2 separate regions of the Homo sapiens genome follow, and region 2 is linked to region 1. The links are chromatin loops, found by intact Hi-C in ENCODE. Cell type or tissue: ovary. All regions are shown on one strand.

Region 1 (8,000 bases):
AATCATAAATGGATGCAAGATTTTGTTGAATGCTTTCTGCATCTATTGAGATGATCATGTGCTTTTTGTTTTTAATTCTGTTTATATGGTGTATCACATTTATTGACTTGTCTATGTTAAGCCATCCCTGCATCCCTGGTATGAAACCCACTTAATTATGGTGGATTATCTTTTTGATATGTTGTTGGATTTGGTTAGCTAGTATTTTGTTAAGGATTTTAGCATCTATGTTCATCGAGGATATTGGTCTGTAGTTTTCATTTTTGATTATGTCCTTTCCTGGTTTTGGTATTAGGGTGATGCTTGCTTCATAGAATGAGTTAGGGAGGGTTCCTTCTTTCTCTATCTTGTGGAATAGTGTCAAAAAGATTGGTACCAATTCTACTTTGAGTGTCTGGTAGAATTCTGCTGTGAATCCATCTGGTCCTGGACTTTTTTTTTGTTGGTAATTTTTAAATTACCATTTCAATCTTGCTGCTTGTTATTGGTCTGTTGGAGGTATCTAATTCTTCTTGATTTAAGCGAGGAGGGTTGTATTTTTCCAGGAATTTATCCATCTCTTCTAGATTTTCTAGCTTATGTGTGTAAAGGTGTTCATAGTAGCTTTGAATTATTTCTTGTATTTCAGTGGTGTCAGTTGTAATAGCTCCTGTTTCTTTTTTTTTTTTTGAGACAGAGTCTTGCTCTGTTGCCCAGGCTGGAGTGCAGTGGCATGATCTCGGCTCATTGCAACCTCTGCCTCCCAGGTTCAAGTGATTCTCCTGCCTCAGCCTCCTGAGTAGCTGGGATTACAGGCAACCGCCACCACACCCAGCTAATTTTTGTATTTTTAGTGGGGTTGGGGTTTTGCCGCGTTGGCCAGGCTGCTCTTGAACTCCTGACCTCAAGTGATCCACCCGCCTCAGCCTCCCAAAGTGCTGGGATGACAGGCGTGAGCCACTGTTCCTGGCCCTGTTTAATTTCTTAATGAGGTTATTTGTATTTTCTCTTTTCTTTTCTTGGTTAATCTTGCTAATAATCTGTCAATTTTATTTATCTTTTCAAAGAACCAGCTTCTCATTTATCTTTTGTATTTTTTGTTTGTTTGTTTCAATTTCATTTAGTTCTGCTCTGCTCCTGGTTATTTCCTTTCTTCTGCTTGGTTTAGGTTTGGTTTGTTCTTGTTTCTCTAGTTCCTTGAGGTGTGACCTTAGAGTGTCAGTTTGTGCTCTTTCAGTCTTTTTGATGTAGGAATTTAGGGCTATGAACTTTCCTCTTAGCACTGCCTTTGCTGTATCCCAGAAGTTTTGATAGTTTGTGTCATTATTGCCATTCAGTTTGAAGAATTTTTTAATTTCCACCTTGATTTAGTTTTTGACCCAATGCTCATTCAGGAGCAGGTTATTTAATTTCCATGTATTTGCATGGTTTTGAAGGTTCCTTTTGGAGTTGATTTACAGTTTTATTCTACTGTGATCTGAGAGAATGCTTGATATAATTTCAATTTTCTTAAATTTATTGAGGCTTGCTTTATGGCCTATCATGTGGTCTAACTTGGAGAAAGTTCCATGCACTGTGGAATAGAATGCGTATTTGCAGTTGTTGGATGAAATGTTCTGTATATATCTGTTAAGTCCATTTGTTCCAAGGTATAGTTTAAATGCATTGTTTCTTTGTTGACTTTCTGTCTTGATGACCTGTCTAGTGCTGTCAGTGGAGTATGAAGTCTCCCACTATTATTGTGTTGCTGTCTATCTCATTTCTTCAGTCTATTAGTAATTGTTTTATAAATTTGGGAGCTCCAGTGTTAGGTGCATATATGTTTAGAATTGTGATATTTTCCTGTTGGACAAGGCATTTTACCATTGTATAGTGTCCCTCTTTGTCTCTTTTAACTGCTGTTGCTTTAAAGTTTGTTTTGTCTGATATAAGAATAGCTACCCCTGCTCGCTTTTGGTGTCCATTTGGATGAAACGTCTTTTTCCATCTCTTTACTTTAAGTTTATGTGAGTCTTTATTTGTTAGGTGAGTCTCCTGAAGGCAGCAGATGGTTGGTGAGTTCTTATCTACTCTGTGGTTCCGTATCTTTTAGGTGGAGCATTTAGGCCATTTACCTTCAATGTTAGTATTGAGATGTGAGGTACCATTCCATTCATCATGCTATTTGTTGCCTGCGTTCTTTGTTTTTTGTTTTTGTTTTTGCTTTTTAACTTGTATTTTTATTTTATAGGTCCTGTCTGGTTTATACTTTAAAGAGTTTCTGTTTTGATGTATTTCCAGGATTTGTTTCAAGATTTAGAGCTCCTTTTAGCAGTTCTTGTAGTGGCGACTTGGTTGTGGCAAATTTTCTCAGCATTTGTTTGTCTGAAAAAGACTGTATCTTTCCTTCATATATGATGCTTAGTTTCACTGGCTACAAAATTCTCGGCTGATAATTGTTTTGTTTGAGGAGGCCAAAGATAGGGCCCCAAATCCCTTCTAGCTTGTGGGGTTTCTGCTGAGAAATCTGCTGTTAATCTGATAGATTTTCCTTTATAGGTTACCTGGTGCTTCTGTCTCACAGCTCTTAAGATTCTTTCCTTTGTCTTTGAATAACCTGATGACAATGTGCCTAGGTGATGATTTTTTTGTGATGAATTTCCCAGGTGTTCTTTGTGCTTCTTGTATTTTGATGTCTAGGTCTGTAGCAAGGCCAAGGAAGTTTTCCTCGACTATTCCCCCAAATATGTTTTCCAAGCTTTTAGACTTCTCTTCTTCCTCAAGAACACCGATTATTCTTGGGTTTGGTCATTTAACATAATCCCAGACTTCTTGGAGGGTTTTTTTTCATATTTTCTTATTCTTTTTTTCTTTTTCTTGTTGGATTGGGATAATTTCACGACCTTTTTTTCTTCGAGCCCTGAATTTCTTTCTTCTACTTGTTCAATTCTATTGTTGAGACTTTCCAGAGCATTTTGCGTTTCTATAAGTGTGTCCAATGTTTCTTGAATTTTTTATTGTTTTTTCTTTAAGCTATCTGTTTCCTTGAATATTTCTCCCTTCACTTTTTTATTGTTTTTTGGATTTCCTTGCATTGGGCTTTGCCTTTCTCTGGTGCCTCCCTGATTAGCTTAATATCTAACATCCTGAATGATTTATCAGGTAAATCAGGGATTTCTTCTTGGTTTGGATCCATTGCTGGTGAACTAGTGTGATTTTTTGGGGGTATAAAAGAGCCTTGTTTTGTCATATTACCAGAGCTGGTTTTCTGGTTCCTTCTCATTTGGGTAGGCTCTGTCAGAGGGAAGATCTAGGTCTGAAGGCTGTTGTTCAGATTCTTTTGTCCCACAGGATATTCCCTTGATCTAGTATTCTCTCCCTTTTCCTATGGACGTGGCTTCCTGTGAGCCAAACTGCAGTGATTGTTGTCTCTCTTCTGGGTCTAGCCACCTGGCAAGTCTACCTGGCTCTGGGCTGGTACTGGGGGTTGTCTGCAGAGTCCTGTGATGTGAACTGTCTATGGGTCTCTCAGCCATGGATATCAGCAACTGTTCCAGTCGAGGTGGCAGGGGGTGTGCAATGGACTCTGTGAGGGTTCTTAGTTTTGGTGGTTTAATGCTCTATTTTTGTGCTGGTTGGCCTCCCAGTGGTAGGTGGGGCCCTAGATCTCCCAAGATTATATGCCCTTTGTTTTCAGCTACCAGGGTGGGTAGGGAAGTACCATCAGTTGAAGGCAGGGCTAGGTGTGTCTGAGCTCAGACTCTCCTTGGGTGGGCCTTGCTGCAGCTGCTGTGGGGGATGGGGGTGAGATTCCCAGGTCAATGGAGTTGTGTACCTAGGAAGATTATGGCTGTCTCTGCTGAATCACGCAGGTTGTCAGGGAAGTGGGGGAAAGCCGGCAATCACAGGTCTCACCCAGCTGCTCCCATGCAAACCGAAGGGCTGGTCTCACTCCCACCATGGCCCCTCTAACGGCCCCGAGTCGGCTTCCAGGCGGTGGGCAAGCCGGGCTTGAGAACTTGCCCCAGGCTACCCACCTTCCAGCTGTGAAAGAAAAGGGCTTGGTTCTTCCCCGGCCTGTGGAGTCTACACACTGGATACATGCCCTGAGTTCTGGCCAGGAGGCTTCTTGCCCCATTCAAATTGTTACAAAGTTCAGCTGGAGATTTCCTTCTCCCTGTGGTGTTTCCCCACCCCCTGCTCCTCTGGCCGCCCTCCCAATGGATCCCTATGGTACCAGGCAGGAATGGCCTGCTTGGGGACCCAGCAAGCTCCCAGGGCCTTCCTCTACTTCCTCTATCCCTGTATTTCATTTGGCTCTCTAAATTTACTCAGTTCCAGGTAAGGTTGAAAACTTCTCCTGCAAACAGACCTTCAGTTTCTCCAGTGTGGGTGTGTGTCGGGAGAGGAGTCTCTCCCTTTCCCAGTTCCACAGTTGGGGTACTCACAGTATTTGGGGGGTCCTGCAGGAGCAGTCCACTTCCTTCAGAGGGTCTGTGAGTCCTCTCTGGATTGCTGGTTTGTTCTTGCAGTTGATCTGGCACCAAAATTCACAATGTGAGCCTCCACACACTGCTCTGTCCATCCGAGTCGGAGCTGCAATCTAGATCTGCCTCCCATCTGCCATGATCATCAGTTTATTTTTTTAGGGCAGTTTTAGGTTCGCAGCAAAATTGAGTGGAATGTACAGAGATTTTCCATATGCCCACTGCCTCTACAGTGGCACAGCCTCCCCCATTATCACCATCTCCCACTAGAGTGGTACATTTGTTACCATCGATGAACCTACATTGACACACCATTATCACCCAAAGTCCACAGTTGACATTAGGGTTCATTCTTGGTGTTGCATATTCCATAGACTTTGAGCATTATAAAAATATAGTAGTAATAATTGTGCTGATCATTCTTCAGCCCCCTATCCCAAGATGCATGCTCTATCCTTCTTTGCTCTGATCCGTGCCAGGAGAGGCAGACTGCATCACCCACGCTCCCCTGCCAGCTGATTTCTAATTGGATTTAGCCAATGAGAGGGCCCAGCAGGTGATAAAGAAGGCAGTAAGAGAGAAAGTTTAGAATATTTCTTTTCCCTGGTCTCTCCGTTTCAGCACTCCATCTCTGGTGAGAGCTGGGTCCCTTCATAACAACATATCCTGATAGGCGGCCCCTTTTCTATGGCCTAAGCTCTCACTGGGATCCAGTGACACTATTTCCTCCCTGTCTCCTTTAGCACACGTAAGATACTGGTCGCTCATCATAGTTTCTTGGTGTTTTAATATCCCTTGTTGGTTCCTTTACCTTGCTCATAAAGTAATCTTTTCATTCAAGTCTCTTCATTTGAACCATCTGGGCTGAGTTCTTTTTCTTGTTGGAACCTTGATTCATATCAACATAACAACAGCAGCAGCCATAATAACTCAACAACAACTTTGTTGAATGCTTACAATGTGCCAGGTGCTATGCTAATCTCTTCAAAAGCATTGGCTGTATTAAGGGATAATTGTCAAAGAAAGTATAATCATGACTTTCATACAGATGTAAAGTGAACACATGTTGATAAAGACTCTCTCTTTGACGAAACTTTAGACAGGCTCCTCTGAACCTTCTTTTCAACTAGGCCTCATTCTTGGGCCTTGTATTCAGCCTGCCTAGCCCAGTTTTAGCAAGAATCTTGCTAAGTCAGTTTAGTGAGAATCTCCCCCTCCTTGAAATCTGATTACTTTTGATATCTGATCAAATTCCTCATTCTCCACCTTTGATGTCTGATCACCCTGGCCTGCCTTCAGCAAGAATCCTGTTAAGTAGGATTAGTAAAAATCCCCCTACCGTTGATGTTTCCTCTCAGTAATTTTCCATCCACTGACTCCCCAACCGCAACTCTGCTCATTGGCTACAAATCCCCATCTGTATTTGTTGTATTCGGAGTTGAGCCTGACCTCTCTTCCCTATTGTGATAGTCTTGATGAATGTCTCAATAGGCCTGAATAGTCTTCCTTACCATTTTAGCAAGTATCAGAATAATTTTTCTTTAACAGTTATGGTGACTTATGAGTGAAACAGGATCAGAGTCATCATTGGATCCTTAAGCCTCTCACCAGGACCCCAAGTAAAGATAGATTGGAGATTCATTGGTAGTCCAACTCCTGAGCTAATGCTCTGAATACCAGTACACTGAAGCAGGGTATGGACCAATTTTGAATTCTTAAGATTCTGAATATACTCTCCGAGGCTAGGATAGAATTTCAGCATTTTTTATTTGAAAGGCACCTCCTGAGCTGGAAGGTCTTCTTGGCTCCTTGTTTCAAGTAGATATTCACTCCCTGACTCTTGGGCTGAAAGTCCTTCTTTCTGGCTCTTTGTTTCAAGTGGGGATTTATTACCTGATTCCTGTGCTGAAAATTTTTTGTTGGCTCTTTGTGAAGTCTCTCTGTGCCTTTTATTTGATCTTGCTTCTCCCATAGGAATGTCTGAAACCCCCCTTCTGGAATTCCTGTTGACTATATGCTCCACTAATAGGGTACTTTTTCTGCCCACTTTCTTTCTCGTTGGCATGATTTTACTAAGAATAATCTAGAACTTCAATGCCTTCCCCAAACTAGCTCTTGTAAGACCTCTCCCTTCCCATCACCTCTGCTTCTCCTTCCCCCTTTTACCACCTTAAGTCTTCAATTCAGTACCCTTGAGTCCCTTCATGCCTTTATCTCTTCTATCCCTCTGTTCACTCCCTGCCAGACTTTTCCTATCCCACTCCAGCCCCTCAATTCTCTATTGTCACTTGAACTTTAGCCCTCCTACCTCCCATTGTGGGGATCTCAATGGACTCAGGGACTCCTAATGGCAACTACCTAAGGCTAAAAAGAAAAACAGAGTAATTGGAAACAGACTGGATATTTTATTCACTCAGATGGATTTTGGAAACACCCAGACAGCCACTTGGTATTTGCAAAAGATCCCTCACCTAAAATTTGGTCCACAGCCTCCATAATATTACATATCAGGGCAAAAGAAAATCTTAATAATCTCCTCTGCAAATATTGGCAAAAAGCATTAGCCTCATATTGAGCAGGTAACCTTAACTTTTTTCATCTGACAGAAGCACAATTCAGATAAAAATATAAAGTGGAGCAAAGACAAGAGCCAACTATTTTATATAAATTAGTGAGTTTATGTATGTATGTATGTATTTATTTATTTATTGAGACAGAGTCTTGCTCTGTTGCCCAGGCTGGAGTACAGTGGCATGATCTTGGCTCACTGCAACCTCTGCTTCCCAGGTTCAAGAGATTCTCCTGCCTCAGCCTCCTGAGTAGCTGGGGCGACAGACGTGCACCACTATGCCTGGCTAATTTTTGTATTTTCAGTAGAGGTGGGGTTTCGCCATGTTGGCCAGGCTGATCTCAAACTTCTGACTTCAAGTGATCCACCTGCCTCGGCCTCCCAAAGTGCTGGGATTACAGGCATGAGCCACCGTGCCCAGCCAAATTAGTGAGTTTATATTACTGTATTTTTACCTGACTCATGGTTAAAATTTTAGAATGGAAGCTAGAAGGCTTCTATTTGTGTCTGTTTATATGTTCATTTAAGTATGTAAATGTGTATATGTGATAGTTTCCTACATCCAGATGGTATTACCAAGTTAATTCACAAAATCCCATAAAGAAGTGCTATTCAAATTGGCTTACATATACATAAGCACTTACATAAATTAAATATTTCTAAAACTCCCAGAAATATAGAACTAACCCAAATATTTTTCAAGTGCATACAGTTTAGGTAAATCTTTGGCAAATAAGACTAGTGTGATACTGGTTTCATAAAAACAGATATGTCTTCTAAATTATCATTATTTATAATATGAATATACATTTGTATTCTACTTGGGTTTACTACTCAAATAAGGTAATATTACCTCTGCCAAATGATTAAAATTATAAATATTATAAATTCAAACTAAACAAATGTATGAGTAAAGATGCACGAAAATGAATTTCTTGATATCCATTACTTCATGTATATCAACAGCAGCAGTAAAACAAAAAACT
Region 2 (8,000 bases), 290 kb after region 1:
ACATCTAGTTTTTATATTATTTAATCTTCCCAACAACTCTGTGAGGTAGGTCTTATTAACACCACTTTACAGATGAAGAAATCTATGTTCAGAAAAGTTGAATAACTGGCCCGTGTTTACCCACTTTATATAATAAGTCCATGCTCTTTCTGGTACACCATGCAATGTAAGCATTCCTATAGCAAAAGCAAAACAAAACCAAAACCAAAACCAAAAACAAAAAACACGCCAGTGTAGAAGTGAGGAAGGGGGTCACTAACTCAAAGGCAGAAGAAAGTCCAATGGAAGAAAGGGAGTCTTTGCTTGGATATCTATGAGAGGGTGGGTGGCAGGTGAGGGAGGGCATGGATCAGTAAAGGGAAGATAGAGGTACCTGGCAGTCTTACACGCCAAGGCTTCTCCTCCAAGTGGAATTCAGTCATTGGTTGGAAGGAGTAAGGTGGGTTACTCTGTCTCCGTTCTGCCTGGGGTACCCCTGGGATCAGGCTATTCCACCTGTCCAGGCAATCTCTGTCAACAAATTCTAAGGCAATTCGGAGGCAGTGGGGGAGACTGAAGGTCTTGCCTGTCCTATTGTCTTTGTTTAGGTTCAGAAAAAGAAGCAAACAGAACAGGAGAAGACACTGAGACATTGATTCTTGTGCACGCCCTTCATTGAGAGCGTCCTCTCAGAAGGGGCATAAGGGAAGCAGGCTGTGACTGGGGAAAAGTTCTAAGCAAGTTTGTGGCCTTAGCTAAAGACTAGCTACAGTGCAATCTCACTGCAGCAGGAATTGCACCACAGAGTTGATCCCACCTTGAAGTAGGGCACTGGCCTTTTGTACCATGCTATCAGCCAGTCATTAGCTATGGGCTGCCTCTGGGAGAGGAGGAATCACCTTCTGAGCTAGATGATTCCCATTGGCCAAGGGCAATTCTCCAGAGAAGTGAGTTGCTTTTAGCAGCCAACACTCATAGCTGGTGGGGAGGAGGATTCCACCAGAGTTAAGGGGATCTGGGTGGATATCAACAGCAGCCACTACACCCACCAAGCTGCTATATATGTTCCTGCTGACATGGAATATATGTAGAAGTTCTGTAGGGATTTTGGCTCTTCTCATTCAGATGCAGGCTGCCTTGCTGGGTGCAGATAGCTCACCTGCAAGCTCATTCTTTGATCCTGAAGAGTGGGTACCAAGCAAGGATCCTTTCCATGAGACTGATGGTATAGACACTTTCCCTACCCATTCTTTGTGAGCCATCTGCTGCTGAAGTCCTCCTCTGTCTCAGCTGAGATTTAATGTGGCAACATCTGCCCTAGGGTTTTGACTTTAATGGCATTTATCATGCACACTTCCCTTTGATGTAGGACAGCCAACCTCATGACATCTTCTGTCTTCTATCTCCAGGTTTTATTTCTCCTCTTAGTTTAGATGTCCCTCATATTCTCTCTAAACTCCTGTCCAACCCTTCCCTCTCAAATCTTGTTAATACTTAACCTGGGGTCAAGGTTTCTTTGGGCGCAGAACAATGAAAAGGCAATTAGCTAGCTGGCTTTGAGTGCTAAGGGAGTGAAAACTGGTTATGACTCTAACTTGAGACATTCCTAAGAGTAGGCCTTTCCTGTATGGTCAAGACTGAAAGAAATAAACGGATGTGGGCTTTTTTCTTGCCTTTAGACTTTATGGATTAGTCATAGGATCTTGTTGAAATTATTCAGTCCAGAAATAAGTGATTAACATTTAACTTCTTTAATGGGCAATTACTCAACAGCTATGCCAGTGGGTAAATATTTACTTATCATCTATTCCAAGGAGTGAATGTTAACTTGAGTCAAACAGTTACTTGTGTTGGTTCTTTAATAGCGGAAAAGTGAATTTATATGGCTCTAGGAGTTCCAATTTCCCACCAAATAAGAACTTACTGAAGGATGTTCAGAGCCCTGGGCTGGAGTTAAATTACAGACAATTTGCTTACCTACTCCCTCCCTCCAAAAAAAAAAAGATGAAGATTTTTTGTACTCACCACTATTTATTGAAATCTGGTAGCTTCAAATCTCACAAAGCCAAACAAATTCACTCAGTTTTTCAGTCTGTAGGTCTGTGACAGCCTCTGTTTACCACAAAACTGCCTGTATCTTGTCACTATGGATGCAAGTCAAGACAGAGGCAAAGTCTGGATGATGAATGGCTTGTTCTTAGTAATGTGCTTGTAATTGTTCTTCCTTAGAATGGGAAGGATGGCTTGGGAGGACCTGTCTATCATAGAGGGACTTGGCAGCTTCCAATCTCTTTGCTTGCTTGTCTACAATGCAGCCAATGGGACTAATTCAAATATCCCAGACATGCCCAGATGGATACACAGAGCATATGGCTTGAAGACTCAGTTATGGAAATAACAGGCACCATTTCTGAGACTTTCAATTCACTTCCAACAAATATATTTTAATCAACAGGCAGGAAACCAAATTAAAAGTTGAAGCATGAACCAAGGTCAAAGGTTAAGGGTTAGGATGTGGGATTTTGGTGTTCATGCTCCAGGTTTGGCCTACCATGCAGAGAGGTCAAAGATGACTGCACAGGGAACCATTGGGAGAGAGGAATGTGGTATTCCAGTTTGTAGAAAGTTTGAGAGTCTGGAATTTGGTATATTAGTCAGTGCCAGCCACTCCAAGTCTCAGGGGCTTCACACAAAGTTTATTTCTTGTTCATGTCACATTCCAGGCATGGGAGTGGGGAAGTGAGGGATCAGGACCTGTGTTCCACGCAGGCATTCAGACTCCCAGGCTCCTTCCATTTTATGACTTCCCTGTGCCCTAAGGCCTCCAAGTCCACCTCAGCTACTGCATCCAGACTGCAGATGAGGCAAAGAGAAAGTGTGGAGGATAGCGTGGAGGTTTTATGGGCCCACCTATATTCTGGCCAGAACTGTCACGTGGCCCCACTAACATGCAAGGGAGGCTGGGAAATAGAGTCATCTGTGTGCCCAAGGTGTAAAGGGAAATGTTTTGGTGTAAAACTAGCCAGTGTGTCATACACGGCTTCAGGAACTTAAGACTATTCTTCCGTTTTTTTTTTTTTTTTTTTTTGATACGGAGTCTTGCTCTGTCACCCAGGCTGGAATGCAATGGCGCGATCTCGGCTCAGTGCAAGCTCCGCCTCCCGGGTTCACGCCATTCTCCTGCCTCAGCCTCCCAAATAGCTGGGACTACAGGCGCCCGCTACCATGCCTGGCTAATTTTATTTTTTTGTATTTTTCGTAGAGACGGGGTTTCACTGTGTTAGCCAGGATGATCTCGATCTCCTGACCTCGTGATCCGCCCACCTCGGCCTCCCAAAGTGCTGGGATTACAAGCGTGAGCCACCGCGCCTGGCTATTCTCTTTTTTTTTTTTTTTTAAGAAAAAACAAAAAACTGGCAGGGGTAGGGACAAGGGATACACTCTTCCTCAGTGAGCATTTGGAAGAGAGCTGGAGAAAGAGCAAAAGAAGAGAGCAGGCTAGAAATGACTTAAAAATTAGTGGGATATTCCTGGAGAGTTGCCAAGCTAGAGGAGATTCACTTCCACTCATAATGGGAGATAAAAATTGTTCTCATTTGGGTTTATTTTTTTTCCAGGCACAGGCTTTAGAGGGTGAGTTAAACTTCCTAAAGCAAAGGATTAGATAAGAGGGAACTCAGCTTTGATTGAAGAGCCAGCTGTGTCAGAAAGTAACAGGGAGAGGAAGAGTGGGTCGAGCCACACCGCGGGTACCTGATTGTGGTGGACTCTGGAGGTTGCCTGTAAAAGGAGACACTCCTCAGGCTCCTCATTCACTAGGGATGTTCAGTGAAGAACAAACCCAAGCGAGAGAGGGTGCCCAGAATGATCGCAGGCTCATTTCTAGGAGGGTAGGACACTCCTGCTTGATTCTCTCTCTTCTCTTTCTTTTCTTTTCCTGTCTATGAATGCAGCCCTGTCTTAGTCAGCTCTTTTTGGAGGAGACCTGTGATGGAAGGGAAGGTTCTGACTGGGAGCTAGAGGAAAGGCCAGGGTTCAGGGCCTGCCCTACCCAGCAGGTAGACTCAGGGGGCTGTGTCCTGGCATGGGTCCTGACTGGATGGCACTCTCCCTCCCCAGCAATTCCAACAGGCCTTCTTGGGCGGACTCTTTTGTGGCAGTTCCTGGCAGTCCCAGATGTGGCTCGTTGTCAAGCCTCTGGACCAATGCCCGGAGCCTGTTGGGAGTCCAGACTCCAAGTCAAGAAGAACAGAATTAACTGGCCAGGCGCCAAGATAATATTTTTCCCTCATAAGCAAGAATGCTGCCTAGGAAATAAGTTTAACTCCTTTCTTATTTCCTTAACTCTTCTTTAGTCTCCTTTAAAGTAGTTAGTGATCATCAAAAGACATTTTTAAGTGTGCCCCCACAAAGAAAACTTTTATTTAAAAAACACTTATATGATGCCTACCCTGTGCCTTACACTAGCGTTGTACAAATATTAACCTATTAGATTGTCACAACAACCCACAACAAAGGTACTATCATTATCCTCACTTCACAGATAAGGGCATACAGGTGAAAAAGGCTTCATGGCTTCCCTAGGGTCATGCAGCTTACAGGTGGTAAACCTGGGATTTGAACCAAGGCAATCTAGTTTAGAGTCTATATTCACTGTATTGACCCTTTCTATATTCACTATATTGACCTTTCTTTCCCCAAAGAAAACGTGGATTGCTTTCATAAAATGGTATACATATAGAAAAATGCACAAATCCTAAGTGTACACTTCCTTGAATTTTCACAAACTGAACACACCTAAGTACCTACTCTCCTCACAAAAAAACCCCAAAGATCACTGGCCCCAGAAGAGCCCCTTCATTTCACTCCCCACCCCAAGGATAACCCGTATACTGATTTTTCCTTCATTGATTAGTTTGAACTGTTTTTTGAACTTGTATAAGTGGAATAATACAGCCTACTTTCTCTTGTGTCTGATTTCTTTCCCTCTGCATCACCCTGGTTGTTGAGTATAGTTCAAATTTCCTTCTTTTTGTTGCTTTGTAGTATTTCATTTTCTGAACATATCACAAGTGATTTATGAATTCCATTATTGATGGGCATTTTGCTAATATCCAGTTTGGGACTTTACAGAGAATGCTGCTATATACACATCTTTTGGTGAACACATGGATATAGTTCCATTGAGTATATACCCAGAAGCACACAGCCATAGGGTAAACAAATATTCTGCTTTCACAGGCACTGCCAAGCAGTTTTCCAGAGTGGGGGCACCAATTCACAATCCCACCAGCAGTGTGCAAGAGTTCCAGTTTTGCTAACATTTGGAATCTTCTGTCTTTTAATTTATAACCATTCTGGTGGGTGGCAGAATTTTTTTTTTGCTTTCTTCTGTTTTAAGAAAAATAGACTTTATTTTTTACCACAGATTTAGATTTACAGAAAAATTGAGATGATAGTAAAGACAGCTCCCATATATCTCCCACCCTATTAACATCTTACATTAGTATGGTACATTTCTTAACAACTCATGAACCAGTACTAATATATTATATACTGATATATTATATATACTAATATATTATCATTCACATAATTATTTTTAAATTGCAAACACATCCAAAAAATGAATAACAATGTTAATGTCTTTTATATAAAATGAGGACCATTAGATAACAGTTTGCCAGTTACATTATTTAACGGGATGGGTTGATGACTCTAGTACCGTTCTTTGCTGGATAAAGTCAAAACCACCAGTTGATGCAGGGAAGTTGTTACCTAGCATAAACCTTTATGATGATCATTCTGTATCAGTGGGGCTCCTATTTAAATGTCCATTCTTGTGCCCCTCCCCACACTAAGAATCAAAACCTCTGGAGATGCAGACCAAGAATGTGCCTTTTGATCAAGAAATTTCAGGTGGTTCTAATACATCCTAAAGCCTGATAACCTATGTTTTAGACATAGGAAAGCAAGCCCAATAAATGCCTGTAATATTTTAAGTCTAGGGGGCATATCATTTTCTGGGCTGGGCAGCTAGTACTAAGACACTAATTTAGTTCTGATTTTAATAATGTAAAGGTATATGGATAAAAAGGCCGCCTGTCAATACCAGAGTTCTAAGGAGGATGACTCTTGAGTTAGGTTTCCCAAGACCTTGAATAAAAAAGTTTGCGCTGGAAAAGTTAAATGATGCTGCCAACCCCAGGGGGCAAGGCAGCTGAGACAGAGAGAGACAGAGAGAGAGAGAGAGAGAGAGAGAGAGTGAGTTGGGGATTGTGGCTCTTTGGCATCTCAAAAGGAGCTTGAATGTCAGACAGGGTGTGGAGGACAGCAAGAAGAGATCAGTGTGTAAAATATTCCAATGGAAAATTCCAAAAAAGCGTCAGCCACAGCTAAATGGGACAAGAAACAATATACGTTAATTTAAGACGACGCCGTCAATTTAGTGGCATGTTTATTGAAATAGCCCTTTGCATTCTAAAAACAGCACTAGGGTATGGACCTCTGAATCCTTGCAGGAAACTGTACAAATTCCTAGGAGGGAACAGCAGCCCCAAATCTGACTTTAATAACAAAAGGCAATTATTTTTAGTATTTTCCAGTAGATCTCAGCTGTCTGGTATTGTCAGGCTCTATTCATGGAGAGGTGGAATTTGGAGAGAGTTAGTTCAGTGAATGGTGAGTGGGGGAGGGAGGAAAGGAAGGAGGAAAATAAGGCAGGGAAAAAACACAGAAAGGTTGGGTGGGGGAGCGAGAAGGAAGGAGAGAAGGAGAGAGAAAGGAGAGAATGAGAATATGAGTGGGAGCTTGTGAGCTTTTCCACTCTGGTACTATTATCTGGCATGATGGCCCTCAAGGCAAGGTGCCAGTCATATAATAATAAATGCCAAGATCAAACCTCTAGGAACAAATATAAAGGGACTCTAAAACAAGCAATTTGTCAGACTGGTTTCAGGGTACGGAGAAACATAAAGAACTTGGGAGAAAGTAAGTCACCGATAAATTCTCATGGAAACAACAGGAAAGCCATTATAGGTGCTAGCATTGTAACTAATTAAGAAGTGGTAAAACCATAGAGGGGGTGGCATTGGAGGGGATGGTGGCAATAGGTTATGAAGGAGAGGAAGGGTATGGAATTAATTTTTTAAAAGCTGCTTGGAAAACCCAAACTTGTAGATTCAGCAGGTTTGATGGATGAATACCTAGGTGAGGAAGAGAAATGGACATTGTGTTTCTTGCCAATTGTGTTTTGCGAAATCATGGAGAAGCAGGAAGGTTGTCAAGTGGAGAGATGACTCTGTAGAGCATTTGTCATTTATAGGAGGTAAAGCACAATCTTGTCAATAACAGGCCAGAAAAAGAACATTATTTTGTTCTCAAAGTAAGGAATAAACATGGAGGAAAATACTAAAAGATTCTAGGTGTGGTGGAACTGTTTATGATGGGCAGTTTCCACATCTTAAATCAAGACAAATGGATTTGATGATGGAAAGGAGCCATCATCCTTAAAAACTTATGTAACTGTTGGACAAGGAAGAAGAACATTATGTCTAGAGCTTTAAAAGATGTTTCTATGGTGTCCTAGGAAATCTTGTGTGGAAATTCATCCAGATTGGCTTGGATACTAGCAGTCTCATGTAGATTTTTCAAGTGGCTTAAGGAGCACAGTCCGCAAACGATAATTCATAGAAACATTTCAGCCTGGGAGGAATATAACGACTTAGTTTTTAAAGGTTTGCTGTTCACTGGTGCTTCATTCGATCCCACCCTCGATACTCTGGGAAACACTGTGAGAGATACTAGCCTCTTTTACATAAAAGGACATATAAACTCAGAGGCATTAAGTCACTGTCTAAAGTCACAAAGCTTATTTAGAAGCTCAGATCAAGTTCCCAACTATTGTTATTTAACCTTGAGAGTCACTTTTCAACACGTTCTCTTACAAACTTGGCTTTAACATATAAATGTGAGGTGTCAGTGCATGCCAGGAAGATAAGAGGATTGCAACCAAAGTCCTC

Evidence for each region. Peaks named below come from ENCODE experiments on the same cell type or tissue, not always from the same donor. Only the 100,000 strongest peaks of a DNase experiment are listed, where the experiment ranks them.
Region 2: it touches region 1 in a loop (7-fold over the local background); 1 of 110 quality-filtered maps calls a loop at or near these places.

What each region holds. Positions count from the first base shown.
Region 1 is chrX:17,304,006-17,312,005 of GRCh38, forward strand. No RefSeq gene overlaps it. Among named protein-coding and RNA genes, the nearest start is that of NHS, 67 kb to the right of the region's middle. In ovary, no CTCF peak of the experiment used is centred here; no DNase peak of the experiment used is centred here.
Region 2 is chrX:17,594,071-17,602,070 of GRCh38, forward strand. The region is part of intron 1 of NHS (NHS actin remodeling regulator); the gene reads left to right. Among named protein-coding and RNA genes, the nearest start is that of NHS-AS1, 39 kb to the left of the region's middle. In ovary, no CTCF peak of the experiment used is centred here; a DNase peak (open chromatin) is centred at 4,121; H3K27ac peaks cover 607 bases.